4 separate regions of the Mus musculus genome follow, and regions 2, 3 and 4 are each linked to region 1. The links are chromatin loops, found by intact Hi-C in ENCODE. Cell type or tissue: left cerebral cortex. All regions are shown on one strand. Each heading gives the region's core, and the rest is flanking DNA. Links, peaks and the distances in the headings are about the cores only.

Region 1 (7,666 bases), core at 1,876-5,875:
TGGGGGTGGGTGGGTATGGGGGACTTTTGGGATAGCATTGGAAATGTAAACGAGGACAATACCTAATTAAAAAAAAAAAACAATCAACCAGATTGACTTGGAACTTCGAGTGTCTGTGCAATGTTCACAATCGCACTTACAACCATGTGCTGTGTCCTAGAACTCTGATCTGCCAGTAGCCCTCTTCCTACTGTACAGTCTGCAGTCAAAGAGCTGGCTGCCAGCTCTATGAAATTGGCACACAGATATGATTTGTGTAGGATGTCCAATGTTTATTCGTGATTAAATTGCATAAACCTTAATTTTTCTATAAATGTTACTGCATACATTTAAGGCATAGGACATGACACTGTGAGCTACACATGACCAGGAGAAAGCCCACTATAGTGAAGCCACTTAACATGTCACATCGCTCACAGACAGCCAACTACTGTTTCCTTTGTGATGAAATCATCTAAAACCTACTTCATTAGTATGAAAATAATATACGGTTCGTAGGTTACACATTTACTCTCTCGTGTGTTTATCTTACACGTTACTTCACTCTTCTTCCTGATAACTGCTGCTTTATCCCCTAAACCCAAACCTGTGTCTAACTCATTTCGCAGCACAGCGACTCCTAAGCCCATCCATACTTAGGCAGACTCCCCAGACTCCGCAGATATTCAAATCCAAGCTTGCTATGTTTGCTTAAAATCCAGTTTTCTTCTAGTATTCTCTAAATTACCCAATTAATAGAATTATATTTCTACCACTGTTCACATTAGAAAGCTGGGTAGAGCCCTTCTTCCTTACTCCACCACTGCTCATCAATGTGTAAAACCTTCACGTTTGGCTCTTTGCTTTCACTGCCCCCAGCTTTGAAATTCTTCATTTAAAAAAATGTTTACTTTCCAAGATGGAGCAAAATTACAAAATCTCCGACACTATGTGCTCAAGAAACATTCATGTCTTCCTTTCTATCTACAGGCATCTTAAGTATGTATTCACTTCTGGATCCTCTACTTCTTTGATGGAGACAATCATTTAGTCATTGCTGTACAAAATCCTAAGCCAAAGACAATGAACTGTCAACTGTGTTAAACAAGCCTGAGTTTTATAAATCAATGACTTCCTTACATCACAGGACTTTATCTTAAACTTTTATATGCTTCTTTGGCTAAACTGCAGTTTTTACTCGTACCTTTTTTTTTTTTTTTTTTTCATACTTTGGATTGATTCTGCAACCATGAGATCAAATAACCAAGTCAAATTTGGTCACATCATAAAAATGAGGATTTTTCTCCTAACTTAAAAACTCTTTTAGATATCAAGGATGCTAGGCATTACCTCTAAAACTGTACCGTTATTTTAAAGACAGATCCCATAAGGGCAACAGAACAGCTGCTGAAAGATCTGGCACACCACTCTGCCAGCCTGAATTTAATGACCTACATGTGAAGGGCTCCATATCCAGTTACTAACCCTCCCTCAGCTACTCTCTGCCCTGATACGGAGGCAGCCGAAAAAAGATGCCCTACTAACAGCTCATAAGTGGATTCACATTTTACTGCCAATGTTCAGTTAACAGAAATCTCTAAGATTTGAGAGATCCACAACACAGAGCATGTGATCCACATCTTTTTCCAAATAAAAACAGAGTTTAAAAAAGATCTCCCCCACACACTAAATTCAGAGACGATTCAGTTCATTTAAGAGCCTGTAACAAGTTCAAAAGGTCAAGCAACAAGAAAAATCTAATGATGGGTCTTTATTTGAAAAATAGTTTTTTATCTGCAAATTCTACAGATTCATCCATCAGAAAAGCCAAATTAAAACAAAACAACTACAAAAAGACCAACCTACCCAACTGTTTGGTTTTTCTTTTTCCCTCGGTTGACTTGGTCTATATTTAGCAAAAAGATTATATAAGGTCAAGTATTTACAAACGATGAAATATCACTAGTGTTTTGCAAAACAGCATAAACAAAACCTCAAAGGATGGACTGTAAAGTATTATGTTTTACTAAGGACATAAAAAGAAAACTTTAAAATTCCTAAGTTCGATGAATTTCTATTAAAAATTTCAGTTTACAATTTTTTCACTTATGAAAGACCATTGGTAACTTTCTTACATAAATTAGAAGTACGTTGGGCAATACTAGATCATCCTCTCAACGCAGAAAAAAATAAGAGCATTTCGTCTGTTTCGCATTTCAATTTCTTTCAGTGGGGCGATCTTCGCCTCGAGACCCGAGCTTACACAGGCCTGTGGGTAGAAATGCAACGCTTGACCGGGAAAAACGCCTCGCGGTAGCCACTAACCATTCCCGCAAAACCCAGGCCCAGACCCCGCCCCCTACAGGCTCCTCCTCTTTCTCCGGTTTGGAGTTAGCGCAGTCCGATGACGTAAGCCGTAAGTGCCGTAACCGGGCGCGCAACCACCGCCTCTGCCTCTGGGAGTTGAAGTTTCTGAAGGAGGACGACCGCGTGGAGCCGAGAACACTTCAGAAAGGCTTTCTAACCGCACCCCGGCGTTCCCCACCGGCCCCGCGGCACGGTAAATATGGCACTGCGGCTGTCGTGCCCCTGCCCGTTGGTATCCTTTCGGATGCCAAAGGAGCGTGAGCTACCCTAGCCTCCGCTGCAACCAAGGCTTCCGGAGTAGAGGGTGAGGGCCTGGGAAGTAGTTGCCGGTTTGCGGAGGAAGTGGCGTCAGGTGTGCGTTTTCCACGCCCCTCGCCACTCACGTGCCGTCTTCCAGAGTCGTGATTGGTCAGCTGCGGTTCGTTCGCGGGCGCAGGGCCCCGCTCGGGGCGTGCGCGCGCCCGGTTGTCGCCGCGGTGTGCGCTCCGGGTTTCTGTTGTTTAGGAGAGTCCCTACCGGAAGTGTGGCAGAAAGGAGCCATGTGGAGTCTCAGGGTAGCTTGTCGCAACGCTGCGTTGCGCCTAGAGGGCAGGCGAGCCGTTTTCCCTTCTTTTCCTCTTTTTCCTTCCCTGGGTCAGGCCGTCGCATGTAAGGGCGCCGAGGGGCAGTTGCTGCCCAGGCGGCTCGGCCTCGTGGTCAGCTGAGGATGAGGTTAAGATGGACGCGTTACCGGTTGCCACTGAAATATTTTGTGTTTAAAATGTGGTTGCGTGTCCGGAGATGTAAAATTACTCATTTAAAAAAAAAAAAAAAAAAAAGCTCTCCTGAGATTCCCTCCCAAGCCAGAACTCAAGCCAAAGGGACTTTGACAACTGAACAAAGGGCTATTGCTACTGCGGTACAGACCAACGCGTTTAAAAATAAAAAAAAATAAAATAACATAAAAATACCCTGAAGTAGGCATGTATTGATTTTAGAGTTACCGAAAAGAAAGCTTAAAGACTACGAGGGCCGTTTTAGTCGATTTGATAACAGCCGGGTTTTTGTCTTTGGCATTAAGTGACGTATGCTCTTCCCCACACCAGATAGTCTTTGTCAGTATTACTCAGTTTTGAGTTTTGTAATCCTGTCTGATAACTTATATCCAAGAATTAACCATCCAGGTTTTTTCTTTTTAAGATATGCTAAAGTAAAGTCTCAGAGTTGTTTTATCTTTCTGTAAAATGTTCTTAAATACTTGTTAGACTTGGATTAGTGGATTAAAATGTGCTTTAAGCATCACTGCTGGTCTGGGAGAAGCCTCAGACTCGCTGCCATAGAGATTCACCTCGTGACCCAAACTAAAGCCGTGTGTTCAAAAGTGCCGTGTTTTACATAATGCATCAAATTCTTACTCTATTACTTAGTAGACAGTCGGAGCGGAAGCTATCTTGGTGAAGTCTAGACAAAACAAGACAGCCAGCTAGTATTTTATCTGCATTCATGTATTTTATAAAATGAAACATATTTCATGTGTTGTTCAGTAGTCTGGCTTATTTAATCAAAGCTTAGGAAACACCCAGTACAGTGTTTCAAGAATTGATAAAACACATTAATGTTAGGACAAGCTCACGATAGGCTGCTCAAAGATGTTACTATTCTGTGATAGGTCAAGTTAAATTTAACTGGAGACATTTTAGATGTGAAAGACAAAGGCTCCCCCTGGTGTCAGAGAGCTGTAAAACACGGCTTTTGTAATTCTCACAGTTAAGGCAGCTCAACACTTCAAAATTTTGAACATAGAGAAACTACTGAAAAGTATTGCCACGGATAAATATTGCTTTGTTTCATAGGAATTTAGTACTAGAGACCAGAGGAGTTAGTAACTTTGAAATTACTCTCTTCGTTTTCTTTTAGAATTCTATGAAATCCCATATCTACTCAAGTTATCCTCTCGGTTTGGAATAAGTCAACTGAGTTTCAAGTTTCAGAGCTGTGCTCTCTTGAAAATATGTTTCATAAAATGTTTTCCTGTTAATTTCAATTTTGCTTTTAAGTTTGCATTACTGAGTCTTGTTTTTTCCACTATTCATGCCTTTGGGCATATACATTTTTGAGTTTTATTTAATGCCTTTAGAGCCATCTGTCAACAGTGTGCAGTAGCACTCTCCCTTCAGAATTCCCCCATCCTCAGGGTTTTAGGTTACTGGGAAGTTTTGGTGTTGGATCTGGGTTTGAGTAATAATACACAATTTCATCCCTTTAATCAGTATATTCTCTCTGCTAGATTTGTTTGAGATGCTTTTTTTCATAGGAATTTAGTACTAGAGACCAGAGGAGTTAGTAACTTTGAAATTACTCTCTTCATTTTCTTTTAGACTCCTATGAAATCCCTTATCTACTCAGTTATCCTCTCAGTTTGGAATAAGTCAACTGAGTTTCAAGTAACGTGACACTGCACTTTCAAAGAAATCGAGAAGCATAGAGTAAAGCTATTGTTTAAGTTCTGCAAAAGTGTTGTCCTCATTATTACATCTCGAAGAGTAATTGTGTTGTTGTTTGTTTTTGTTTTGGCTTAGATTATCGTTTGTTTGCTTAGATTAACTAGCTAGCTCTGTAAGAATGAAGAATCTCAGAATGTTTCTTAAGGCCACATGCTATTTAGCAGATTATGCTTTGTCTGAGGCAGGGACAAGTAGGCAAACACTTGTAAGCCTTGTTATTAAGAACATATTAAAGAGAAAAGATATTTCAGTGTAGTTCGCCTTCCCCCAGTCAGCAAGTTGAGTTCTAGCTGTTATGGATAAAAATGTGTGTGGTTGGATTTAAATGAAGATTGATTTCGGTCAATGCTAAGAATTTTGCGGACTGATTACAGAATCAATTTTTATATTTTGTTTATAGCCATAGCTAAAGCATTTACAGATATATAGTGACATTTATTAGAGAGAGAAAGAAAACTTGTATCATTCAAGTTAGAAAATCCAGATACCCATGAACAGAAGTGGAAGGTATGTGTGAATATGTGCTTTAATAAATAATATAAAAGGAATATTAGTATTTGCATTGTCTCTCAGATTTAAAATGTAACTGTTACCTCTCATCAGTAAGTAATTTTGGAAATACCATTTTTCCTGGCTGCTTAGCATGAGTAACTAACCTATATTATAGAAGAACCATTGGTTTACTCTCTATGCTGACACTCAAATAAGTTCTCACTTTTTACAGTTAAAAATGTTAGGATGAATAAATTATGATGCAGCCTTTACTGTACATTTCTGACTCGCTTACAGGAATTTATTCTAAGAAACCATTGCTAGGTAAGAAAGTATCTACAGTAGTTCAGTTCTCTGAGGCTGTGATAAAACACCATGGCCAAAAGCAAGTTAAAGGAATGGTATCTGGCTGATGCTTCTAGACCACAGTTCATCACTGAGGGCAGTCAGGGCAAAGCAGAGACCATGGCGTCTGCCTTTCCGCTTGCTCCATCGCTCATGCTTAGTGACCAGGACCACCAGCCTAGGGATGGCACTGCCCACACTAATAAGGACAGCTCCTCCTCACAGACATGGCCACAGGCCATCTGGGCAGAGCCAGTGTTGTTACCCACCCCCCAATCCCCAATTGAGCCTTTCTCACATAACTCTGGTCTTGGTCGATGTCACCTTGACAGCGGAAGCTAACTAGTGTTGGTGCTTTTATAACTCTCAAAACATTTGCACGCTGGAAAGAACATGAAGACCGTCTATAGTATATGTAAACACTCTATTTCTTCAGTCCTTCCAGGACAGTCAATGAATGGTATTTAATTCATGTCAAGTGAGAGTTAAAGATCTTTGCCAATAAATGAAATCTAACTATCTAATGTGCATTTTTATCAATGATAGTGCTTAGCATGTAGTGATCTCTATTGGCCATTTGGCCATTTGGGTAATTTTACTTTGTAAGTTGCCAGTTCGTGTAAAAAAATTTTTGCTTTTCAAATTTTTCAGAGACAATGAATATGTCATCTGAAATGCTGCCAGCATCCATCGAGTCTACTAATGTGGAGGAAAAGCTGGGTACGAGTGACGGTGAAGAGGAGAGACAGGAGCCTAGAGTGGATGCAGGGGCTGAGCCAATATCTAAACGGCAACTGAAGAAGCTGATGAAACAAAAACAGTGGGAAGAGCAACGTGAACAGCGCAAGTGCGTACACAGAGCATGCACTGCTGTTTTACTGAGAAATGGGGCTTCAGGTCCTGTTAAAAGCTGTCTGTCCTGAAACAGAAGTCATGAAAAATAAGGATATGCATGTTCTTAGCTATAATTAAAACCATATGCCTTCCGAATTGTTACTTTGCTTTTTGCAATACTAATGAACTTAGACTCCGCCCCTTTTTTCTCCTCAGACTGCCTGAGGAGCGCAAACCTGCTAGGATGGGCTCTGGTATGGGTGTCCTAGATCTAAGTAAAGCAGCCACGCAGGAAAGCCAGCTTTGGCCTGACATGGGTGTGCCTAAGACAGGATTTCATGAAAGCATTTCTCATAGCCATTGTCTAATGCCAACATTTATAAGAGATTAGAAAAACTTGGACTTTTGTTTCTGTTCTTTAGTAAATTTAGTCAAATATTCTTTTTAGTATTCCCTATGATATTGAACTAGAAAATCGTTTAGTGGATGAGTTGTGAATAAATTCTTTATAAATCATCTTTATAAATCTCTTAGTCCTATATGATACTAGTGATGAAACTATCGAATACTGCAGTTATACATTAAAGAAAGCTCTATTAGCTCTGCAAAGTCCTTCTCTTCATGTGTGAAGATATTGTATGGAGTAAATCACGTTACTAAGGTCTGACCCTTTTCCCTCACAGAAGAGAGATGTCACAGCCATGACTATTTTAAAATGTAATTTTTTGTTTAATTAGAAGTTTTGTGAATGTCTAAATATACAGATAATGAAAAAAAATGTCATTTGATATTTTAGGGAGAAACGAAAAGAAAAACGGAAGAGAAAGAAATTAGAACGACGCCAGCTGGAGTCCAACTCAGATGGCAACGACAGGAAGCGCGTTCGGAGAGATGTTGCTCGCAGCAGCCTCCGCCTGGTCATCGACTGTAGCTTTGATGACTTGATGGTGTTAAAGGTATCATGAGGTCCCTGTGTGTGAACTAGGTTAAGCCACTTTTATTTTCTTGAGTAATATTACAGTGTTTATATACTAGACTACATCGTAAATTTTTCAAACTCTATTACTCCTAAATGAACTGCTTTGATATGTATAGCATATTCATGTATATGTTTATATATGTGTAGATAGACATTTCCTCCACAGTTAGGTAATAGAGCCCAGTGA
Region 2 (7,666 bases), core at 2,605-6,604, 68 kb before region 1:
GAGAGATGCTGATTCCTGCATTATCAGATAAGAAAGTGTATGCATTATCAAATAAGGTAACCAGACCTATATTAGCAGCATGAAGGCATTACTATCTAATCCAATATTTATTGGCATGTCAGTGGCTAGGAAGGGTCTTGCATGCTGCAAAGTGTCTTCCAAGATAAGAAAACGCTGCACAGGATCACGTTTATTGGGACTTTTGCTTAGGATTCGAGTAAAAGCACAGACGTCATTCTGGTTGCAACACAGAGAAAGATTGTTCGGATGGTTCCGCTCCAAGAGTCTTCAGTGGGCACTGCACTGTGTGGTGACCACTAGTGAAGAGGGAGAGAAGAAAGGCAGGGAAACTCTAGTGTGCCTGCAGAGGAGACCCAGCACGGACAGTTAGCTTTTGGATCCCTTGGTTAGATGGATGTTTACCTAGGGCTGTTGGGATCAGCTAATCCCTAGGGGTTTGTGAAGCTGTGGATGTGGAGGAAGCCTAGCAGGGTGCATAGCAGTCTTATGGAGTCCTCATATGACAACTAAAGAGGAAAGAGAAAGCTGGATTCAGGGAGAGCCGTTTTCAACACCCTGCTTTCATGGTGTGTTCTGAGTGGCCCTAGAGGACTTCTGAGACCATCGAACCCAGATCCTTTTGTATCAAAATTGCAGGAGGAAAGCGAGGGTTGTTTAAAGAAGAGGTGAGGCGACCCTTGCTTGGTCACCGTCCCTCTGTGTACGGCTCGGTTTTCTACCTGGACATTGATCTCAGTGTCTTTTTGGTCTCTGTCCTTTGTCTTTTTCCCTCTCTCTGGGGACACTTCAGTGTTGTCTGCCCCAGTGTTCCTCTTACTATCTGAGGAGTTATTCTGAGTTCTCTGTTAATTACTTAGCAGCACTAGCTGTCCCAATGTCACTTCTCATTTCCTATCCGCTCCAGCTCAAGTGACTTCAATGGCCCATCACACACATCTAGACTTATCTCCAGGTCCTTAGATTTTTTTTGGAGGGTTTTGTTTTGTTTTGTTTTCATTTCAGAATGAATTGCAGGACTGGGTAGCCTTGGCAACTCTTTCAGCACAGCATCCTTCAAAACACTGAGCATCCCTGATAGGTCAGGACTGTGGCTGCCTCTCCTGTCCTGGTGGACAGAGGCTGGGCTGCTATGACTCCCTGCTTCATTTTCTGTTCATCCCATAATTACATCCTACAATCAATAGATCATTTCTCCCCCACCCCCCAACATGGCTGTGGTTCCCTCTCCCAGTTAGTATAATATTACTATAGCTGCAGCTTTGATCTATAATATTCTTAATGTGCTTTGATTCTAATTGCCTCTTCTCCCCTTTCAGTGGTTTGAGATTCCCTCTAGCTCACTCTCATACCCTTCTCTGCAGTTCTTTCATGCACACACATATTAGCCAAGACTGGCCTTGACCTTACCCAAGGCTAGCCTCAATGCTTGAATCTCCGATGCTTCTGCCTCTGCTGCCCAAGGACTGTGATTACAGGTGTGCTCTGTCTACCTTCATATTTTCTTCCTTACCATAGCTTAGCCTCATGCCACTGGATTATTGAAACAAGTAGATACTTTCCTTAATCCCTGTTAGGCAAATGAAGATATAAGTTGCTACAATCAACAGTAAATGAAGTCCAGGCTGCTTGAACTGTGTGCTTGCATCATTACAGAAGGTCCTTGGTCACCCATTTCCCTTACTTTCCCTTCTTCCTATGAATTATCCCCTTTCCTTATCAGCCCTTTTGTGCCAGGCGTACTTTCTCTGAACTTTTTCAGCATTTTATTTTGCCTCTTGGCCACTCAGCCTACTAAAGAATTATGTGACATTTGTGTCCTCATGGAGGATAGCAGAACATACTAGGCTGGCTGCTCTTATGCTAATTTTTCTAATCAGGTGGGAAATAAATATTCTACCCTAGAGAAAATTGAATCGTCCAGCTATTTCATTATCATAAGAGAAAGAGAGACAGAGAAAGAATGTGTTTTGTGTGTGTGTGTGCGGTATGTGTGGTGTGTGTGGGTGTGTGTGTGGTGGGGGTGTGTATGTATAGGGGGTATGTGTGTATGTCTGTGTATGTGTTGTGTTGTGTGTATGATGTGTGTGTGTGGTTTATGTGTGGTATGGTGTGTGCGAGGGTGTGTGTGTGGTGTGTATATGGTGTGTGTGTGCCTCTGTGTGTGTGGTATATTGTGCATGGGGGTGGTGGTGTATGTGTGGTATGTGTGTGTATATGTGTGTGTAGGGGGGGTGTGTGGTATGTGGTGTGTGTGTGTGTAGTGTATGTGTGCTGTGTATGTGGTATATGTGGTGTGTGTGTATGTGTGTGTGTGGTGTATATGTGCTGTGTGTGTGGTATGTGTGGTGTGTGTGTATGTGTGTGTATGTGGTGTGTGTGTGTATGTGTGTATGGGGTGTTATGTAGGGTGTGTATGTGGTGTGTGTGTGTATGTGTGTATGTGGTGTGTGTGTATATGTGATGTGTGTGTGTTTGTTGTGTGTGTATGTGTGTGTGTGTGTGTGTGTGTGTGTGTGTGGATTGCTGAGTTTGAGAAAACGACTAAGAAAAGCAGGGAGAAGGGAATAAGTTGAAGTCTGAACATATCCAATACACTAAGCTTCTCTGAGTTTTTCTCATGATTAAAATGTTTATTTTGATTAACATGATTAAATGTTCAGCCAGAACATTCTCTGCTATAAAGAGAAACCTGAGCCATATCAGAGACTCTAGACTCAAGGCTATGCCTTCAGTGATGAGAGGGCTCAAGGGAGGAAGGACATGGGACGAACATATGCGGGGACCCCGTGTCCCCAGGCATGCTGATAGGTGAGAGTTGTGTGCCTCTGACCGGAGTAGCAGCACATATGACACAGGGACAGCTGGGAGTGGTATTGTTACTTACTGGTGTAGGCCAATGTTGTATACACTTTTACCTGTAAAATGAAAATAATTTTAAGAAACGTTGTAAAGATGCAACTGTCAATTATCTCAACAAACGTGGAATATAGAAAGTGTCAACGTTTCTTGGAAACTAGAACCCATAAATACCCAAAATTTCAACAGGGCCTGGACAAACCAGGAAATCACCCCTATTGTTTCAGACATCCAGGGTGGCATCAGGGGCCTGTGCACAAAATAGCTGAAGTTCCCAGTCAGGAGACAGTAACAATAGCTCAAAAGTCCCCTCAGAGCTGGCCGGCCTCCGGGCAAGTCCCCTCAGAGCTGGCCAGCCTCCGGGCAAGCCATTGGCTGGGTGCCAGTGTATTCTAGTATCCCCCACAGCCTTCCAGCCTGCTCTACAACTCCGGGCACAGCTTACCAACTGCGAGTGGTGATTTTCCTCTCTGTCTGGGCACAGGCCTGGGAGGAGCAAGATGTCTGCCCCGAATCCCTGATAAATGTGGTCAGTGTTCCAGGTCTAAACTCCGGCCTGGGAAGGCAGCCAGGGAGACCCCTTGGTAACACAGTATGGCTAACCCTTCGTCTTCACTCTCAGGAGTTACTTGAGAAGCCTCTGGTGGGGTTTATTGGGTAGTTATTACTATTTTATCCTTCATCAGAATTAAACCAATACTTTCAAACAAAATTTCTCTAAAATTAATAGAAACACAATAAATACCTTATGGATATCCACAGAGCAATATCTAGACTATATTGTTTAACAGATTTATCTTCATTTCTTAGTTGGTTGTCATCTTGGAGAGGAGTTTCTTACACTTCTCCTCCTGCTCCTCTTCCTGCTCCTCCTCCCCTGGTCCTCCCTTTTCCTCCTCCCCTCCTCCTCCTATTGGCCCCCTTTCACTCTGCTCAAAGAGTCCTTATAAACCTTGCCTTAGGACCGCAAGCCAGAATTACCGTTACATTCTTTTATGTAATTCAAATTATTCTTCTTAGTCGCATGGTCACCCCTTCTTCACCTGTGATTGTGTTCAGTTTCCTCTTGCTGTTTGTTCTGTGTCTGTTGAGATAGAAAATCAAGCTTAACAAACTGTGTATCAGTGAGTTCCAGGGGAATGCTAAACAGTAGATGCCATGTGTGCCATATAACACTACATGCTCCATACAGTTCCTTGAGCCCGAATATATTTTCTCAATATAAATATGAAACAAGAAGACATATTTGAAGTGTATTTGCATGAGATGCAAAGATATCATTATTCTATCTTTCATTCTTAATAAACAAGCTGAAACAGGCTTTCTTTTCTAGGTCACAGGACTAAAGTATCCCTTGCCTTGCTCCTTTGGTTGCTTATAGTTAGAGAGATGTTATTTGAGTCTTCTATCTCAAGGTTATATTTCACATGATAGAGACATCTTTCTTCTCAACAAATAGCACTTGAAGTTTATTTTATTTTTGTCTTCATACTACTGTATCTGAAAATCAACTTCCAGGCACTAAAAAAAGATTCTTTAAGCAAAGTTCTAGCAGATTATATTAAGAAATTTCAAAAGAGAGGAAATGGATAATTTTCATACACTTTTGAATAATGGCAGTGCTGTCTTAATATGGGTCTAATTGAGTTGTATGTTATAGGCAGGAAATGTAATTTATATAAAAAAAAAGCACACTGTGAGAAAGTCCACATAACTTGCTTAGCAGTCATTTGTGTTCCCAGAATCCCCAGGGCAAGGGTCCGTTAATCTAATTAGATTACTGACAGTAAATTTCAAATGATGCCATTTAATTTAAATACCAGTTCTGTGTGCTAAGTTTTAGGGAGGCATACAATATGCCATTTTGTCCTGGTGAATCATTTCAGACAAACTAAATATTTAACTCTACAATCATTTTTGAACAGCTGATTGAATCTGAGTCGGGTTTTCAAGACAGGCTCCACTTGGTGGCACTTTCTGGAAGTCAGCAGTGTCTGATAACGGCAGCACATGGTTGCTAAGCACATTTAAAACTTTTAAGTTCCAAACTTAGAGAAATGAGCCAAATAATCAGATAGTCAACAGGGAATGTAATTTTTGTTGTACTTTTAAAGGGGAATATTCTTCCGGAATGAGTCATCTTTTCTTTGACCGTGTTTTTTTTTGCATTGTTTTTTCTTTTGCAGGAGCAAGACAGAAATAAGAACTGTTCGTTAATTTGAAAGTTTCATTGTAACACCGAATTCATCTGAGAAAACTTCCAGTTGTGTTATGCACTTTTATTTCTTAGGAACCATGTGTGTAAGTTTGTATGTTTTCCTGAACAACTCTCTTAAGGTAGCTTTTGTTATTTCAGTTTTATTAAGATGACTAAATGGTTGCGTTTCTCCCCCATGAAGTGTTTCTTTTTATACTTTAATACAGGACATAAGCTTTCTTGCCACCGCCTCCCCTCCGCCCTTGTGACCAGGCACGCAGTACACAGAGTATTTGAATGGTTTGTTCAAAACAGGCAGTGGCATCTGATTGGTTCGATTGCAAACCAAATCAGCCAATCAAGAACTAAAATCAGAAGTCACCCTGGAGTTTCTTGAGCTATGTCAAGTCTAGCTGACAGGATGGCATCTCCTACTTAGGTTTTAAACACAACCGTCTGCTTCCAGTAATAAATAGCCAACTCTGTCATTCTGGCTGTTGTGTTGTCTGGGTTCCTGACCAGGTTTGGCATGACTTCCCGTGCAATCATGACAGATGGCGGTTTTGACATTTGTGCTTTAATTTTTCCCATTTGCACAGTGCCCTGACACTGTTTTTGTCACAAAGCAGAATGTTTTGAGGTATGGGGGAACCCGTGATTACACTGAAAATTAAGTTCTTAGTTTCAGAAAGCATAAACTGCCCATTCTCCTTTAAGAATCCAACCTTTGTTGTAAGTGTGCAACACACATACCCGTAAATGAGTCCTTTCATAGCTGTGCCCTGCATCTCCATGTTTGCAGCTCGAAGAGAAGCCTGTTTGGAGAAGAAGACAGAATTGGCTGTGAACTTTGTTTCAGTGTTTGTAATTCGCTCCAGCCCCAACCACCCCACATCTTGTAATTACAGTGCCCGATTCTTGCTTCAAGTTTTAACAGTTGCAAAGATTCCAAAAAACCAGATGCATTACTGACCAGTTGTAACCCAATTCTGACTGAATGGATACATTCAGACTTTCCTAATTGGTCTCTCAATTAAGTGATACACTGAAGAATTTCTTAATTACTTTCTAACCAAATACCCCGTTTAAAAGGCAAGTATTAACGCTCAAGATTTCTGTAAGGAATCTCTGTTCAGTCTCTTGTTTGTTTAAAGATAAAGTATTCTGGAAAATTCTTTAGATGACCCTTTTTATTTTGACAATCACCAGTATTTGCTTTCCACTTAAAATTGCTTCTTGAAGTCAGGGATTTTATGCCTCTCAGAATACTGAATTTTCTAAAGCTTTTAACATTTTAATACTTTGTCACTGTTGGGTTTGTTTTTTTTTTAAATCCAGGCTCAAAACCAAATTCAATACCACTTCCAGGGCCTTTCTTAAGGGGGAGAAACAAGTTCTAAAAATTAAGTTCTTTTAGACAAAGAGCAAGATTTGAAGCAGGAGTAGTGAGTGGTCTTTGACCACAGTCCACTTGGTTACCGGACAATGAGCTGTGAAATAAACCCTTGTCTCTGAGGTATATGATATGAAACATGGTCTCTGGGTCAGAAGATGCCTTTGGGCCATATTTAAGAAGCCATTGCTACCCCAGAATTTGAACATTTTTTTTTTCAGTCAAACTGACTGCATATAAGGGTCACTTACTATTGGAACAAGAAGCTAGAATCCATTTCTTTCCAAGATCTCAAACCCGTATATCTGAGAGCAGCAGGTGTGGAATGTCAAGGATTTGAATGGAATGGAGAGAGTATACAGGGTCTGAGTGGAGAGAGGCTGTGCCCAGAAGGCCATGTAAGTTTCAGCAGACTTCTGGGACAGCCCCATAGATTTGTTAGCCAGCTCCCCACAAAGGTAGGAAGAAAATGTATTATGGGCTACTATCAGTATTTTCCACCAGCAGATCTGAGCCTTCCATTCTCCCACAGTAGGAGAGAAACTTGGGTGGGGGTAGGGAAAGAACTTTTTATTTGTTGCTTCTGTGTGAAAGCCTGAAACCTCACTCGGCCTGCCAGGGATGTGGTAAATGTCCAAGTGGTTAAAGTGTACTTATAAACTGATGCTCATGCCATTCATGACAGCTATTGGTCCTTTCCCACATGGGTCACCACCTGAGGTCTACTACCTTCAGTGACAGAGAAAGAGAATTCTCATAGGCCCACGCTGAATCCTTTGTTTGGTCATTTCTTGAACTTGTACGGACGTGTGAATGAAGTGGCTTTTCCATCTTCTTTCAACCAAAGCGGAATGAACCAAGAATCTAGACAATCTTCTGGTGCAAGAAGCCATAACTCCCAGCAGTATCTTTTAACCACTAAGCTACCTATCATGTTTTCTATAAAAAAAACCATCAATGAAGAAGTGTCCTAAATAGAGCCATGAGATGAAATCTAAACAGAATGTGACCTGGCCTTAGCTATTGTCTCTCAAGGTCCTGTGTGAGGCTTAGTTTTCAGGATGATCATGCTATACTCTGGGAAGGAATTTTGACTCATTTACTGTCTTTTCCCTGTTGGATAATGGGGTCATGTTGAAACAGGCCCCTGTTTGACTTGTTTCTTGAAAACTAAACACCTTTGTAACCAGTGTGATAAT
Region 3 (7,666 bases), core at 548-4,547, 62 kb before region 1:
GCTCATAAAAACCAAATCAATAAGCTCTTAGGCTTTTACATAATCTCTAAGGAGATGTATACATAGGTAATATATATTGTCAAGAGACTGCTAATGTATTCTTTAACTTCTGGGTCTGAGAGAGGCCTCACCGGTGCATAGAATCAGTAAGAAAGCATGTAGCATTTTCTCAAAAGTGCCTTGAACTTGAATCTAATCTGAATCGCACTCCATTTGTGACATGTGTGAAGAAAGACCCAGAAGCAGGACCCTGAAGCATGGACTCCGGTGCGTGCCCCACGTCTCTGGGGAGACCTGAACGATCATTGCAATACTCGTGAGCTAGCCACACCCTCAGTACTTCATGTTGTGCTCTGTTGGACTTACTTCTGTTTAACTCAAAATGGTGCAGAATAAAATTCACACATCTAGTTTGGTTTTTCTTTTTAAGTTTCTGAATTGCTTTTTTTCAAGTTAGTATTAGTGGCAGCAAGTTCTTTCCAGGGTTCCCTGAGTCACCTACTATGGCTGGATCTGTTTTCTAGCAGACAGTCTCTTCCCACCCCCACCCTTTCTGAAGATGTGTGTTTATATATTTATATATGAAATTATATTCTTGTATAGTGATGGCCGAAGAGAATGTGAAGACTGTGGAAGTTGCGTATGACTAGGAGAGTGTATATTGTATAATGCATACAGAAGGATGTTGGATAATGACGAACTGTAACCCCAGACTACGAGAGATGGCATATGGAAAGAATGTGAAAATTTAAACTGTATCAATGCAGCCATCTTGGTGGAGAAGTTCCTGGCTGAGGTTTGATGTGGTGGTACAATGCGGTGAGCTGGCTACAGGAACTTTGCATCCAGCCAAAAGCGCCAAGATTTGCCTTTCAAGTGCTCTTGCCTATGGAGAAAACTACTGAGAAGGGATTCCTTGTGACAAGCCTACCTTTAAGTGCCAGCATTTGTAAGGTGTGATCTTGTGTATTGGTTTTTTTATTTTGACAGTTTTGAAAATATGTTTGTTGTTGTTGTTTTTCCAGTAAAAGTAACCACAAAAGAAAACATACACTGTTAGTCTTTATTTTAACTCGAAAAGCAAGCTTTGGACAGTTTTGTTTTCTCTTAGCTTCTAGTTCGAATTCGGCATTTAAACAAATTTAGTCTGTAAATACTGTACAACCAGGTACATTTGTTTTCTATTGGTGTAATAACAAACACCTATAGATTCCATAGCTGAAGACAATGCACATTTATGATCTTCTAGCTCTGGAGTTTAGAAATCTGGTATGGATTTTTCTCGGTACCCAGAAAATATCATCCAGCTAACCTGAGCGTTATCTAAGCACACCTGCCTCCTGAAGTCACATTTGTGGAGTTCCTAACAAGGTTAGGTGCTGCTGCCTCACTGACGCCACGGTGCCTCCTTGACAATTGTCTCTGAGAACCCACATGGAAGCCCAAGAAAGCAGAGGCCATTCTTCTCCTTAATATCTGAAAATTACTATACAGTGACACTTAGTACTGTCGTGGTCCCTAAGCACAGCACTGGCCAACTGAGATCACTGTGAACACGAATGTTCAAGACATCTGGACCTACCCTCAGGGTAGACTTCCAGCACTCCTTGTGTTTGAACAGGAAGCAGTTCAGAGCAAGCAAGAAAAAGCACTTCAGTTACATTTTCAAGAGTCACCTTTGGCTTCTGGCTCTTGTTTCTTGGGGATTTTCAGGTTTCTTCCTGTCACCTCAGATGTACCCCATTTTTCTCTGCACTATGCTACCTCCCTAGTTGTCCTAGAAAAGTAGGGTGGAAACGAGTGATTGCGTCTTGCTCAGAACTTTCCTACTGTTGTGGTAATACGCTGACCAAAAACACCGTGGGGAGGAAAGGCTTTACTGCAGCTTATAGATTAAAGTCCATCACCAAGAGAAGTCAGAGCAGGAACCCAAGGAGAAACTGAAGCAGAGATCAAGGAGAAATGTCCCTCACTGGCTCAGCTTTGTTAGACAACCCAGGCTGACCTACGTAGGGCAACACCACCCACAGTGGGCCGGGCGTTTCCATATCAATCATTAATCAAGAAATTGCCCCCAAGGACTTGCCTTACAGGCCATTCTGTGGAGACATTTTCTCAATTGAGACTTACTCTTCCCAGATGAGTGAAACTTGAGTCAGTTGACAAGAAACAACTAACCAGCACACTAGTCTCCATTTTAGCCTAAGCACCTGGTCCTAAAATTCCCAGAATCACACTATATATGTGACCAGATTTCCCTTCAGGTTTAGTTTAATGTCATGCAGGTCATCTGGTGGCCTGTCACAGGCTGGCATCTGTATAAGCAAACACCTTGAACACGAACTACTATAATCTGTGTTTATAAATGGTTTCACACCACTTCTGAGGAATTTTTTTTTTTTTTTGCCAATTTTGAGTTCATTTGTGCTCAGCCACTGCACTTAGTAATAACAGAGCTCTGTCCACCCCTTGATCCTCTCCTCTCTCTCCTCCCCTGCTCACTGTCTTCCAACCAATCTCTTGTTTTGTTTTGTGTTTTTGTTTTTGTTTTGTTTTTGTTGTTTTTGTTTTTGTTTTTGTTTTTGTTTTTTGGTAGAGAACTTAGCTGCCTAATGGAGCTCCAGTTATCAAAGACCTGCTGCAATATTGTGAAAACTGTAGCTTTAAAACCAAGTATGTCCACTGTTCTACTTATGCATTTCAGAGCAGTGACCTACTCCCCTCCCCCCAAACCTAGTAGATTAAAATAGCAATTGTGTAGTCAACTGACACTGTTGCAGGTTAAGCAGGGCTTGGCAGGGAAGGTTTGTCTCTGCCTCTCAGGGCAGCAGACAGAGACCCTGGAGTACTCTCTCACAATGCTCATTCACAGACCTGACAAGTTGCTGCTGTCAGATGAGAGCTCTGCTGAGCCACTGGCAAAAATGACTGCAGTTCCTCTTGAGAGCTTTGCTGCTCAGATATCTTCAAAATGTATGGGCTGAGTTCCATCAATGGGAATGCCAGGAGGTAGGGAACAGATGTCTCTAACTGCTTAAGGCCTCTCTCAGAAATGATACAGCATCATTTTTTTTTATCATCTCCATGCACTAGGGAACAATAAAATAAAGATGCAGTCCGCAGGAACATAGCCACCACCTCTAACTGAGAGGTTTGCCACAGAATTAGGTGACATGTCTTACCGCTACCGTTTGTGATAATAAATGTTATAAAAGAGGTGTTTTAGGAAGGAGTTTTAAAGTCAGCTCTTAGATGAGTTTAGCCAGACATTCTAGAAAAAAAAACACATCTAGAATGAGGGCAATTTAAAATGGGCTAAGTGGGCAGACTTCTATGTTTGTGTTGGGCAATACATTGGAGTCAGGTAGGGCAGACATCACAGTTGTCCTTCAACTGTGAAGAGAATCAGTTTCCTTTGGGGGAAAAAAATGAGCACCTGTGACAGCTAGCTATGCCAGGCATCCTGGTCCATGAGAGATGTTCAGTTTTCGGGAAGTCTTGACCTATGATGGGAATGCCTGCTAGGCTTATAAAACTGTGTAGTCTGTGTCTTACCAAAGGCGCAGAGAGAAGAGAAACTCACCAAAGACGGCCAAAGAGAGCCATGCCAGCTATACAGCAGGGGACTGGCAGGGGTGAAGAACTCTAGGTCTGGATGGGACCAGGAAAATAAGGGCCTTGAAGAGGCTGGAGGTGAAGCAGCTGCTACCAAAGGCAGTGAGGAACAGTCTGCAGACAAGGAATGTAATCAGTGCTCCAAGGGAGAGATTACCTTCAGAAGTGGTGTGGAAAAAAATTGCGGATTCTTTTTTCCTGCTCCTTGAAGCTATTGTCTGGTCAACACAATGGCCTGACAGACAGTGTTTCTGTGAGGCTTATAGGTTTTCAATACTACTAGATAAAGAGCAAGACTAGGTTTATTTAAGACAGAAAGTGCCTGGGTTTGAAACTCATTTCTATCTTTCCTGTTAATTACTTTGATATCCTAAGTCTACGTTGTTGCTGTAAAGTTAACATAGTTGCGGACATTAGAGTATGACATACATGCATGCTATAGTACTGAAGTACAGACAAATAGACAGACAGACACACACACACATGCTCACACATTAGATAAAAATTTAAAAAGTATAGTAACTACCATGACAGGCCTCTCTACTTCCGCACTTCTACCTTTGGAAAGTTCAAATCCACTATTGCACAGATTGCTCAGAAATGCTCAATCCATGGAGGAGTGGGGCTTCTTTTATTTAAAAACGTAATGTAAGTTCAACTAAAGGAATTTGGAAAGTTTTAAGTGTTCTTTGGTGCATTTGGTACGTCACATGCAAATTTGCAGTCTACATTTTTCTGCTTCATACTAGTGAAAGCCTGCATCTTTGTTTCATAAGTTTCCTGGTGTTATAATCACATAGGCGGTGCATGCATGTGAGTGTGAGAGTGCATACTCCCATGCACGTGCACGTGCAGATCAGAGGAGACCGCTAATCCTACAAGACTCTCCACCTTATTTTTGGAGACAGAGTCTCCCACTGACCCTGAAGCTAGGCAGTGAGTTCCAGAATCTGCTGGCCGCCATCCCCTAATGCTGAGATTATAGGCAGGAGTGGCCATAGCCCAGTGTTATGTGTGCATTAGGGATTTAAGCTCAGGTCCTGCTTGCCCAGCAGTAGTTCTCTCTCTCTCTCTCTCTCTCTCTCTCTCTCTTTCTTTCTCTCTCTCTCTCTCCCTGGAACACTTCCTCAGCATCCCCATCCCCCACCCCCAGGAACTTTTAATGGCTATGTCTTATTTCTTCACACTACCATATCAGGGTATGTTTAACGGATCTCACACTAAAGTGTCTTTAAAGTCGTTTCTGCAGTTTGAGGCCATGCAGTTAATGCTACAATGAGTACCTCTAGGCATGACTCTTTGCAAGCATCTTTGATAATTTCCATGGCACAAAATCCTATAATTAGAATTACTGAATAAAAAGCATAGGCATTATTATTATTTTTAATCACAGGGGATTTTAAGGTAGCTCTTGGCTGTTTTCAATACAAACAAGTTACCACTTTTTAAAGAAAACTGGCACCCCATTTGACAAGCCACTCCATAAATACCACAGTTAGAAATGTGTAGTGTAGCACTCACCTCATTCAAATCACCCTGAGACTGGGAGGACAAGAGGTCCCCTGATGTTTTTCAGGAAGGTACATTCTCCCACAGAATACACGAGCTCTTACTTTCTCATTCGCTTTCTTCCATCACCCTGGAGTACAAACATCAGGAAAGACCCTTATGGTGTAAGGGTCTTCCATTTTCCCCGGGTCACAGCTCCCTCAACCAGGTCTCACTTGACCTCCACACCAACAGCCTGGGCATCACCTGGGGACCGTCACCAGTGTGCAGCACCAATCCTGACTCCCTCTCTCCTTGCTGATGGCATGGAGCAGCCTGTTACAGAGCCTGTGAGTGATTCCACAGCATGCTCTGGACCACTGGGCACAGGCCACTGCGGGTGGTCACCTTTCAAGAGGGGAGCAAGAAAGCTGTGGCTGCTGTAGCTCTCTCTGTCTGCCATCCAATACCATGCTGGTCCAACAGTGTCCGTGTAAGTTACTTCCTGTCCAGCACCACTGTTCAACATGATTGCTTCATAAGCTTAAGACAGTAAATGATAAGGATCTGTGTGGATGTTCTTTGAAGGTGGGCCTAAGAAATGCTAATTTTCCTTAATTTTAAACAGAAAGTTAACTATATGTGTATATTGTGTGTGTATAGTGTGTATTTGTTTGTTTGCTTAAGGTAGAGTCTTATATAACCCAGATTGACCTTAAACTGGCTGTGTAACAGGATAACCTTGAACTCCTGATCCTCCTGCCTCAGTCTCCTATGTGTTGGGATTACATACCAGGCTATCACATCCAGTTTATAAAGTGCTGGGGATCAAATCTAGGCCTCTGTGTATGCTAGGCGCTCTCTGAATTGCGTAAATCTAAATCTCTAAATCTCTAAAGGTTAGCTACATCCGCAGAGCTAACCTTTACTTTTTGATTCTTAGTTCTTTTTGTTCTTATGAGGGCACCATGCAGTGAGAGCAAAATAAACAGCTCAGTTATGGTGGCTGTAACTGTGACCTGTCCTTTCAAAATACATCCTAGTGACCCAGATCACAGATCTCCATGGAATGGCGATACCATGGAAGCTATAGGGAGCTGCATAGTGGTCCGTGAGCAGCATCTGCTGCATGGGGGATACTGCACTCTGTATGCATGGCTCTAGCCTGATCAGGTAAGGGAGACTGGTTAGCGTGGGGAAATCTTAACTTCTGGAAACCGTCTACCATCCATATTGATCACGCCACCTCAGGTGTCAATACTGCACTAATGCCCAACTTCCTGATCAAAGAGTGTGAGACTACCTCTGCCTTGAAGCACCCCTCTGTCTCTCAATACTTCATCTCACAGAGACTAGAGCTCTGTGACTGCACTTACAGAGCTGATTTTCAAGCAGAGTGAGGGGAAAATGTATAAAAACATAGAGACAGATTTCTCAGAGCAGGGTGGAATTGACCCACTGAGCACCAAGCAACTGTGCTGGGAAGAGAATGCTCATACTCTCAAGTTTTACACTAAAGTCTTTGACCCATTTTGAAAGTGTGTGTGTGTGTGTGTGTGTGTGTGTGTTTGCGTGTGCGTGTTCCAGTTTCATTGTTGTGTCAGCACCAATGTACTGAACAGTTGTCTTTTTTTTTTCCTAATCTATGTGCCTGATACCTTTGTCAAAGGCTCTGTGGCTATTGCTATGTGGGTTTATTTCTGGATCCTCTATTCTATCCCATGAGTCCACACACCTGTTTTGTGTCTGTGCCTTGCTGGTTCTGTTACAAAGGCTCTGTGGTATAATTTGAGGTCAGCCTCTACCAAGACCCCAGGGGTCTTTTTGCTTAGGATTGTGTTTCCTATTCAGGGTCTTTTGTGCTTCCTTGTGAACTCCTGAGTTCTTTTTCTTTCTGCCTCTATGAAGGATGACCTTGGAATTCAGTGGAGGCACATGGTAGATCGCTTTTCTTGATGTAGCCATTTCACAGTACTAATTTCTGCCAATCCATGAGCATGGGAGGTCTTTTTAACTTCTTGTATAGTTTTCAGTTTCTTTTAACAGTGTCTTTCTGTTTTTATTACAGAGGCTTGTTACCTTCTTTGTTAGGGTTATTTCTGGGATTTTTTTTAATGCATTGTGAACAGAATTTTGTTCCCAAGTTCTTTCTAAGAAAGCTTGTTATTGGTATATAGAGAAGCTACTGATTTCATCATGTTAATGATGTATCCTCTTACTTTGATGGGCGTGTTTATCACATTGCAGAATTTATCTGTTTATTTTTAAGGGTCCTTGAAGTAGAGGATCATGTCCTGTGTCCTCCCATTAATGAACAGGTAGACAAAAGATACGTCCATGTGATGGAACATTACTCAGCCATACAACAGAATGAAGCCCTGATTATGCTACTGTCCAGACAACATGGAGAACACATTGCTGAGTGAAAGAAGCCAGTCTCAAACAAGAAATATATCTCATTCCATTAGCACGAGATATTTGGAGCAAACAGGTCATTGATTTCCTACGGTTAAGAGAATGAAAAGATTGGAGGCAATAGCTAAAAGGGGAAAGATTTCTTTTT
Region 4 (7,666 bases), core at 1,847-5,846, 210 kb before region 1:
AAGATGAGACTTACTAGGAAGTCCTGAGGTCACCGTGCACTGCCCTTGGAAGTGTGAACTGTTCTGAAGAGAGTTCTAGACGTTTGAACTTGACCACTCCCCCAGTATATCTCTGGCTTCATGTTTGGAAGTGTGATGGTTTCCATCCTCAACAAGTCCCTGTCTTTATATCCCACCAAAAGGTCTACTTCAGAGGCTCATGGGAGTGCTATGCCCTTGGACCTCAAGAACTGGGAGCCTCCTTTACCTCATAAGCAGCTGCCTCATTACTTCATGAGAGGAACAACCACCAGACTAATATAGTAAACTTACAGGAAACACTAGAAAGCTTTCACTCAGCTATCCACTCTCTATAATGTGCCTGGGGAAAAAGTAAGAGCAGAAAGAAAATACACCTTTGGTAATTTGGAAATTTAGTAATATCCATACAAAGTGGTTACACCAGAAACTGAGTTACTCCCTAATCTCCCTCGGAGACAATTTAAAAGGCTCTCCAAGTTGAAGCATATGTCAGCGTCCTATTCTGAGACCTTCCAATCCAAGTATTCTCTTCCAAAGGAAATGATAATAACCAGTACACCTTACCAGAAGACCACCGAAAGCCGTGGCTGAGGATAGATAGGCTGAGGCGTAAGAATAAATCCCTTCCTTCTTATGACCCCTCCCTCCCTTTGATATCCATTAAGAATGTGGATTACTCCACAAAACAGCCAAGAGCCTTCCCTTTGGTTCTCAAGCCCGCTCTGACAACTGGTGTGTGCTTGGAGTCCACTTGTTAGTTACCAAGAAGACTGGACATCTGGGGACTTTTATAACTCACCAACTTCCATCTCAGTATTTTGATCCATTCATCGGCTTCAACTCCCGTCTTTGCACAGAGATAAAATGTCCTGAATGGAAACACTAGGCTGATGAAACAAAAGAAACAATGTGAGGTGGTTGGTATATATCCTGATGGAACAGTGTGAGTGCCTCCCAGGGAGAAGGACTGCTGAGGGCTCCCCTAATTAGCATGGTAGCTTTGAAGAATTGGTGTATGCAGAGCCATTCTGTCAGCAACTGCAGAAATGCCTAGGAGGTTTTAAGTTTGTGTCATTGTAGATGAGATTTATATTCTCCCAGGAGACTTCAAAGAAGAAGCGTATGTCAGGGTCACACCCTCAGTCTTTTGTGGTGCTTGTCTTCTGTGGAACTTAAGTTTACTCAGCTGAGCTCTGCAGTGGGTCCAGAGCCTCTGTGTGTGTCAAAGGACAAGCCAGGCAGAGAAGAGGGCATGCTGAAGAGCTCATTTTTACTGGCTGGTTTAAGGAGGGTACCACTTCCTCCTGAAGATGTAGTCGGTTTCAAAACAGAATAGAAAAAGGGGTTAGACCCATTCCTTACCACGGGTTAGTCTCTGCCATTAAAAAAGATTTTTTTTTTAATCACAAAAGCTTGGGAAGGTAGATGATAATTTTTCATTTTGCTGTCTGTGACTAGTCAAAATCATTTGAGTTATAAGGTCCTTACAATCAAAACACAAACACTATTTTTTTTTCTCCTGTCTGTCCCCACCCCCAACCCTTCCCCCACCCCTGCAACACCCATGTATCCTAGGCTGGCTTTGAACTTGCTACATAGCAGAGGGTGACCTCAAACTCTAATCCTCCTTCCTGGAGCTGAAATTTAGAAGTGTTTCTATCACCTTAATGCCAGAGCAGCACATCTTGTAGCTCTCTTGCCTATGGCTGAGGAGATGGGGGTGGGGAGAGAGGGATCTTGATATCCTACACGTTGTGCAGGGTGCTGAGTGTAAACTGGTTCCTAGTTGTCACTGATACTCCCAGCTTGCAGGCGTGAGTTGCTCTATAAATTTATACAAATCTTCCTTTTCTTCTTGGAAACAGAAGCCCTGACACTAAATGTAATTAGTTTAAGCCAGTTATGATTAGGGGATGGTTGTTTACGTTGCGGCTAGTGGGTCAAGCAGAAGCCTCACAGGGCAACGTTTCCAGGGCAACACTGACTTTCCTGCTACAAAGGACTGGACTGTGAAAACACTCGGGGCAAAAGCAGCCACTTGGATCTGAAGGGGCCAGCTGGGAAGAGTCAAGAGAAGGGTAGACACCACGCCCTTGCTGGCACCTTGTCTCAGTCCACCTGCTTCTCAAGTTGTTACTTAAAGAAAATCAAACCTGGGTTAGATCATAGACAGGCATTAACAAGCTGTCTGTTGTTCATTGCTGCCGAAAGTTGCTCACTTTCTCTGTGTAACAATGAAACTACAGTTCTATAGCTAATATCTTTATTCTTAGGACTTCCACAATCAAGATACTGTATCCTTGCAGCTTTCTTCTAGCCGGCTTTGGGGCTTAGGAAAAGAAGTGATGGCTGAAAGCAGTCCTAAAATCTGGCAAGGTCTGAGTGAGCTGAGTTAGAGGGAGAATAGCTTACATCTTTCAGTCTGCATACGGTTGACAAACTTTCAAACAAAAGGTGGTGGAAATGAAGACACACCTGTTTTTGTCAGGACACCATCCCAGAAATATATATAGGGATATCCCGATATACTGATCGTAGCACAGCAAAACATTTCCTCTGCTGCTAGGGTCACATGGGGCCGAAACAAGACAGATCCATCTATCACCAGAGTCAGTGAAATGATAATTAAAATTGAGAGGAAAATCTCAAAGCAGTAAAGTTGCTTATGATGTGAATGAATGAATGAATGAGTGAGTGAGTGAGTGAGTGAGTGAGTGAGTGTGTCCTTGTTGCGCAGTGCACAGCCTGAACCTAGACAGCCTGCCTCTTTGTTGAAGCCACTTTAGAGGAGGTATTGTGGCCTGTGTAACTGGAGGCACTCCTAGCATGCCACACCGTCGTGTGAGGTTAGGTCCCTGTCCCTCCATCCAGATGTGTACACGTGAAGATAGATAGCTTTTGATTCCTTGGCTTAAAAGACTTTTAGAAACATTTCCTTTATGAATATATCGTACCAGAAACAGTTTACTCGTTCCTGTGAGTAATCAAATTGAACAGCTGAGCACTCTGTTAGGTCTAGGATCCGAATTGGTTCTGGTGACTGAAAAACAAAACGAAATGATGTCACATAAATAAACAAATGCGCGTGTCCATCCCTTAGCAAGGTTTCTGCTGCGAGCAACGGTCAGTTTCATTAAGATAACAGATGATGGCAAAGCCTGACACAGGGGAGACACACGCTGGGGTTTGGGATCTAGCTTTTCATGGATTAAGCACTGGGAAGACATTGCTGGGCCATACAGATGGCTCAGTGGTTAAGAGGGTGATCTGCTCTCCCAGAGGATCAGTGTTCGATTCCCGGCACCCATACCAGGCAATTTAAAACTGCCTGTAACTTTAGCACCAACCGGTTCAATGCCTCTGACCTGGTACCAATACTCATGGGTACATACTACCACACAGGCACATGTTCATGCACATTATTTAAAAATAAAATAATTTTATTTTTTGTAAAAAAAAAAAAAGATGGATGCCCCTTTTGTCAATTTACATCAGATCGATGTAGATTTTTAAGGAAGGAGTCATATTTTCTCCCATCTTTTAGAAACTTCTACTATTGCTGAACTCTTGTATAAAGAAAAAGTAAATCATTTTAAGTTGGCATGATAAAACGAACCTGGGCACTGGACATACTTTTGTTTATTTATTTATTTATTTATTTATTTTAATGAGAACGGAGATTTTTTTTTAAAGATGTTTTAAATTTATTTTTATATGAGTACACTGTAGCTGTCTTCAGACACACCAGAAGAGGGCATGAGATCCCATTATAGATGGTTGGGAGCCACCATGTGGTTTCTGGGAATTGAACTCTGGAAGAGCAGTCAGTGCTCTTAACCAGTGAGCCATCTCTCCAGCCCTGGATATGCATTTAAGGCAAGGGGAAATTGCCTCCTAGGCAAGAAGGCAAAGGAAGAATTCCTTTGTCCCAAGCAGAGGGAGCCAAATACTGCGGAGAGCGACAGCTGCACTGACCAATCAGCAGCCTCTGGAGGGAGCCCTCATTTTAGCAGAGTCAGAATAGATCAGGATCAAGAGCCCCGATCCTGGGCTGGCAACATGGCTCAGTGGGTAAAGATGTTTGTGGTCAAATCAAGCCTGATAATCCGAGTTTGATTCCCATGAACTGCTTATTGAAAGGAGAGATGCAACTCCATAGGTTGTCTCTGATCTCCGAACAAACTCTGTGGCCAGTGTGCCCCGCCCCCTCATAATTGGGTCTCTAGACTCTTGTTTCAGAGGATGTCTAGAACCTCACGGAACCAACACCTAAGCAGCGGCGGGAGTGGGGATGGGGTGAGGGTGAGAGAAGAGGGGAGAGTGGGGGAGGGGAGGGTACGCATGTCTTTCTCACCATCTGGTCTTTGAAATATTTCAGTTCGTTCCTTTGCAAAGTAAACCATCTTGTTTTCCAGGTCTAAGGGGAGAAAATTTGTTTGAATACAAGAATGTAATATCTAAACTTGATGGTTTATTTTCATTTTAAAAGTATATAAAGGATTAGATGAAATAAGCCTAAAATATTTGGGGGTATTTTTTTTTTTTTGAGGAAAGTTTCAAAATACTTATAAAAAAATAAGATGAATCTATGTTCCAAGATCACAATAGAAATACCACGAGTTTATTTAAATGAATAGAACCAGGTGTTTTAAATATTCAAGGTGATTTATAACAAGCCATTTAAGTTTCTGTTTTATTAATGCTATAATAAAAATTGCTATCAACTTTGAGACCCTTCTGTGAGCTATGTCACCACCCCAGAAATTTATGTATATTTGGTGTATACTCTTGAAACTTCATTTATATATAATGCATATTTACCCATTGCATATAAAGTAATGTCATCTATTATTATTTATTATTATTACTTTAAAGCGGATACAGTTGAAGTTTAGAATCCTTTAATCACATGACACTCTGACTCTTCTCTGGACTCAACAGCAGAAACTGTTGCTGCTGTTTCCTTCCTATGTCTTAATAATGCCCTGATCTGTCTCAGCTGGCAGAGCATCCAGTTAAAAGAGACAATAGAAGATTGCAGAATAAACATTCAACGGGCATAGTTGTTTATGCCTTTAATCCTCACACTGGATGTTGAGAAGTAAGACTGTATGCTTGAGGTCAGCCTGGGCTGTGAAGGAGACCCTCTCTGGATAGGAAATGAATCAATAAACAGGCTACAAAAAATGAATGTCTCCCATCTTCAGTGAGCATCCAGTCTAGTAAGGACAGAGATAGCTGCACGACTAGATTAGACTCAAGCAGCCTGGTTTACAGGAGAGAGGGCAGGACTCTGACTCTGACAGGAGCTAAAACACTGCATGACCATGGCTATGACATGTGAAAATTAAAGAGAGCTTTAAAGGCACAATTGCAGGCAGGGAGCAGGCAGGGGCCCTGGATTTGTAGACTGTGTTTACTTTGGTATTTTATAATGTCATTTTTCTTAAGCACCAGTTATGTGTTTGGCCTACCTTTCAGTAAACAGAGGGCTGGAGAGGTGGCTCAGTGGTTAAGAGCACTGGCTGCTCTTCCAGTAGGTCCTGAGTTCAAGTCCCAGCAACCACGTGGTGGCTCACAACCATCTGTAATGCGGTCCAATGCCCTCTTCTGGTCTGTCTAAAGATAGCTACAGTGTACTCATATACATAAGATGAGTAAATAAATCGAAGAAGAAGAAGGAGAAGAAGAAGGAGAAGAAGGAGAAGAAGAAGGAGAAGAAGAAGGAGAAGAAGAAGGAGAAGAAGAAGGAGAAGAAGAAGGAGAAGAAGAAGGAGAAGAAGAAGGAGAAGAAGAAGGAGAAGAAGAAGAAGAAGAAGAAGAAGAAGAAGAAGAAGAAGAAGAAGAAGAAGAAGAAGAAGAAGAAGAAGAAGAAGAAGAAGAAGAAGGAAGAAAATTGGCCCCTCCACGGAACACACTGCACAGTGCTTCCTTTTTAGTATGAACTGCAGATCACTCACATCGGGCTTCGTCAGAGAACAGCCAAGTCATTTCTCAGGTAATATAAGTGGCTCAAAATAAGTTTATAATTTTCCTTTAAAAAAAAATCTGACAACATTACGAACCCCACTCCCTTACCTTTACCAGGCCTCCCTGCTTGGTGAGATAGCCTTCTTTGGTGCCCAGCTGTAAAAGAAAAGGTCTGGAATGAAGCCCAGAATTGTCACATGTTTGGCCTTGTGCTTCTATCCCTTCTTATCTCCCAGTACTGGGGTGTGGGGGGACGTTACTCCAGGCAAGCACTTTACATTAAGCTGCAGGCTTGCCCTGTCCTGCTCTATGAAGAACATGTCTGCCACTGATCTTTAACTGACCCTCTCCAGGTCTTGCAACTCTCCCCGGTGCCACGGGAGACACTTTGCAGACTGGATCATCCGACATAGTCCATATCCACAGGCACTGATGGAAAGGCTCTTGATTACCTCAAGCTGGCAACTTGAAAACAATTAACAACAGGTGATGTTTGTTAGTGTGCAGTGAAAGCCAGTAGCTCGGACTGTTGTCGGAATCCTAGAGTAGAAGTAAGCACTCATATGGAACGGGCAGCTGACACTCGGATTGGCCTTCAGCCTCCATACCCTTGTACTCACTACCCATGAACTTAGATATTGGATAAAAACATTGAGTCTGGGGCTGGAGAGATGGCTCAGTGGTTAAAGAGCGCTGACTGCTTTTCCAGAGGTCCTGAGTTCAATTCCCACCAACCACATGGTGGCTCACAACCATCTGTAATGGGATTGGATGTCCTCTTCTGGTGTGTTTGAAGACAGCAACAGTATACTCACATACATTAAATAAATAAACATTTTTTTTTAAAGAAAAAAAGAAAAAAAAACCCAGAGTCTGTAATGAATATGTATAGATTCTTATTCTTACCATACCATAAACAAAACATTCTACTGGCCATTTCCAGGCATTTGTATTGCCTTGGGTGTGATAAGTAATCTAATGTAAGTGCATGGGGGGTGTGGATAGTTTATGTGCACACTGCACTATTTTAGATAAGGGTCTTGGACATCTAAGGTCATTGGCATCCATGCAGGCTCTTGGAAATACTGACTGATACTGAGGGATTGCTACATTTGGGACAGTCTATTCAGAAAAGTAAAAGGATTTCTTTATTTTAGGGCTCTGGCTTTTAAAGTTTAAAAAGGGAACTAAGAGGCAGAAATGGCCATATTTGTTTTATTCCATAGTTTTTCTTCTACAGGGTTCTCTCTACTGCAAACTCGTCTCACAAGACTCGTGTCCCATAGGAAAGAGACTCAGAAGTGTAAATGCTTCATCTACTCAAAATGGGATCTGAAATACAGACGAACCATTGTTTTTAATTGGATTCATTGCTTTGATTGTTTCATTAGTTCAGAGGTAGCAGCAAGGAATTATGGGAATGGCTCGGACTCTACATAGGCCAGGGGCCCTAAGATAAAAAAATTTCACAATCCCATAATCAGCACAAACTGAACTCCTGGGACATGATGTTATTCTAATGTGACCTCCTGATATACCATTTCCTTAAAGAGAAGAAAACAAGTGAGACCTGGGAAATGACCACGTTGACGTCAGGGTTCTTTTTAACAGTTTCTAGACTATTCTCTCTTGAGGTGAATTCTTCCGACCAAATAGAAAGAGGAACCACGGAAAT

What was found. A loop is a pair of places that touch in the nucleus more often than their neighbours do. Peaks named below come from ENCODE experiments on the same cell type or tissue, not always from the same donor. Only the 100,000 strongest peaks of a DNase experiment are listed, where the experiment ranks them.
Region 2: it touches region 1 in a loop (2.8-fold over the local background); 14 of 42 quality-filtered maps call a loop at or near these places.
Region 3: it touches region 1 in a loop (2.5-fold over the local background); 6 of 42 quality-filtered maps call a loop at or near these places.
Region 4: it touches region 1 in a loop (5-fold over the local background); 12 of 42 quality-filtered maps call a loop at or near these places.

What each region holds. Positions count from the first base shown.
Region 1 is chr3:138,141,058-138,148,723 of GRCm38, forward strand. It overlaps Trmt10a (tRNA methyltransferase 10A), which reads left to right and starts at 2,391. Exons shown (of 8, transcript NM_175389.5): 1 at 2,391-2,539; 2 at 6,318-6,513; 3 at 7,297-7,456. The coding sequence starts at 6,323. It also overlaps a transcript of Mttp not described here. In left cerebral cortex, for the core only: CTCF peaks have their summits at 2,317 (motif pointing left), 2,922 and 4,052 (motif pointing left); DNase peaks (open chromatin) are centred at 2,397, 2,717, 3,384 and 4,030; H3K4me3 peaks cover 2,113 bases; H3K27ac peaks cover 2,120 bases.
Region 2 is chr3:138,072,101-138,079,766 of GRCm38, forward strand. It overlaps 1110002E22Rik (RIKEN cDNA 1110002E22 gene), which reads left to right. Exons shown (of 3, transcript NM_001370862.1): 3 at 5,064-7,666. It overlaps Gm52617 (a long non-coding RNA gene), which reads right to left. Exons shown (of 4, transcript XR_003954569.1): 2 at 5,828-5,889; 3 at 3,859-3,961; 4 at 2,631-2,936. Among named protein-coding and RNA genes, the nearest start is that of Gm5105, 8.5 kb to the left of the region's middle. In left cerebral cortex, for the core only: a CTCF peak has its summit at 4,844; DNase peaks (open chromatin) are centred at 3,287, 4,825, 5,438 and 5,823.
Region 3 is chr3:138,080,460-138,088,125 of GRCm38, forward strand. 1110002E22Rik (RIKEN cDNA 1110002E22 gene) reads left to right here. Exons shown (of 3, transcript NM_001370862.1): 3 at 1-1,042. It overlaps Gm52617 (a long non-coding RNA gene), which reads right to left and starts at 6,047. Exons shown (of 4, transcript XR_003954569.1): 1 at 5,137-6,047. In left cerebral cortex, for the core only: no CTCF peak of the experiment used is centred there; DNase peaks (open chromatin) are centred at 2,971 and 3,576; H3K27ac peaks cover 1,245 bases.
Region 4 is chr3:137,934,762-137,942,427 of GRCm38, forward strand. Dapp1 (dual adaptor for phosphotyrosine and 3-phosphoinositides 1) reads right to left here. Exons shown (of 9, transcript NM_011932.3): 5 at 6,100-6,147; 6 at 4,376-4,438; 7 at 2,976-3,061; 8 at 821-908. Among named protein-coding and RNA genes, the nearest start is that of Gm19708, 5.2 kb to the right of the region's middle. In left cerebral cortex, for the core only: a CTCF peak has its summit at 3,984; a DNase peak (open chromatin) is centred at 3,997; H3K4me3 peaks cover 217 bases.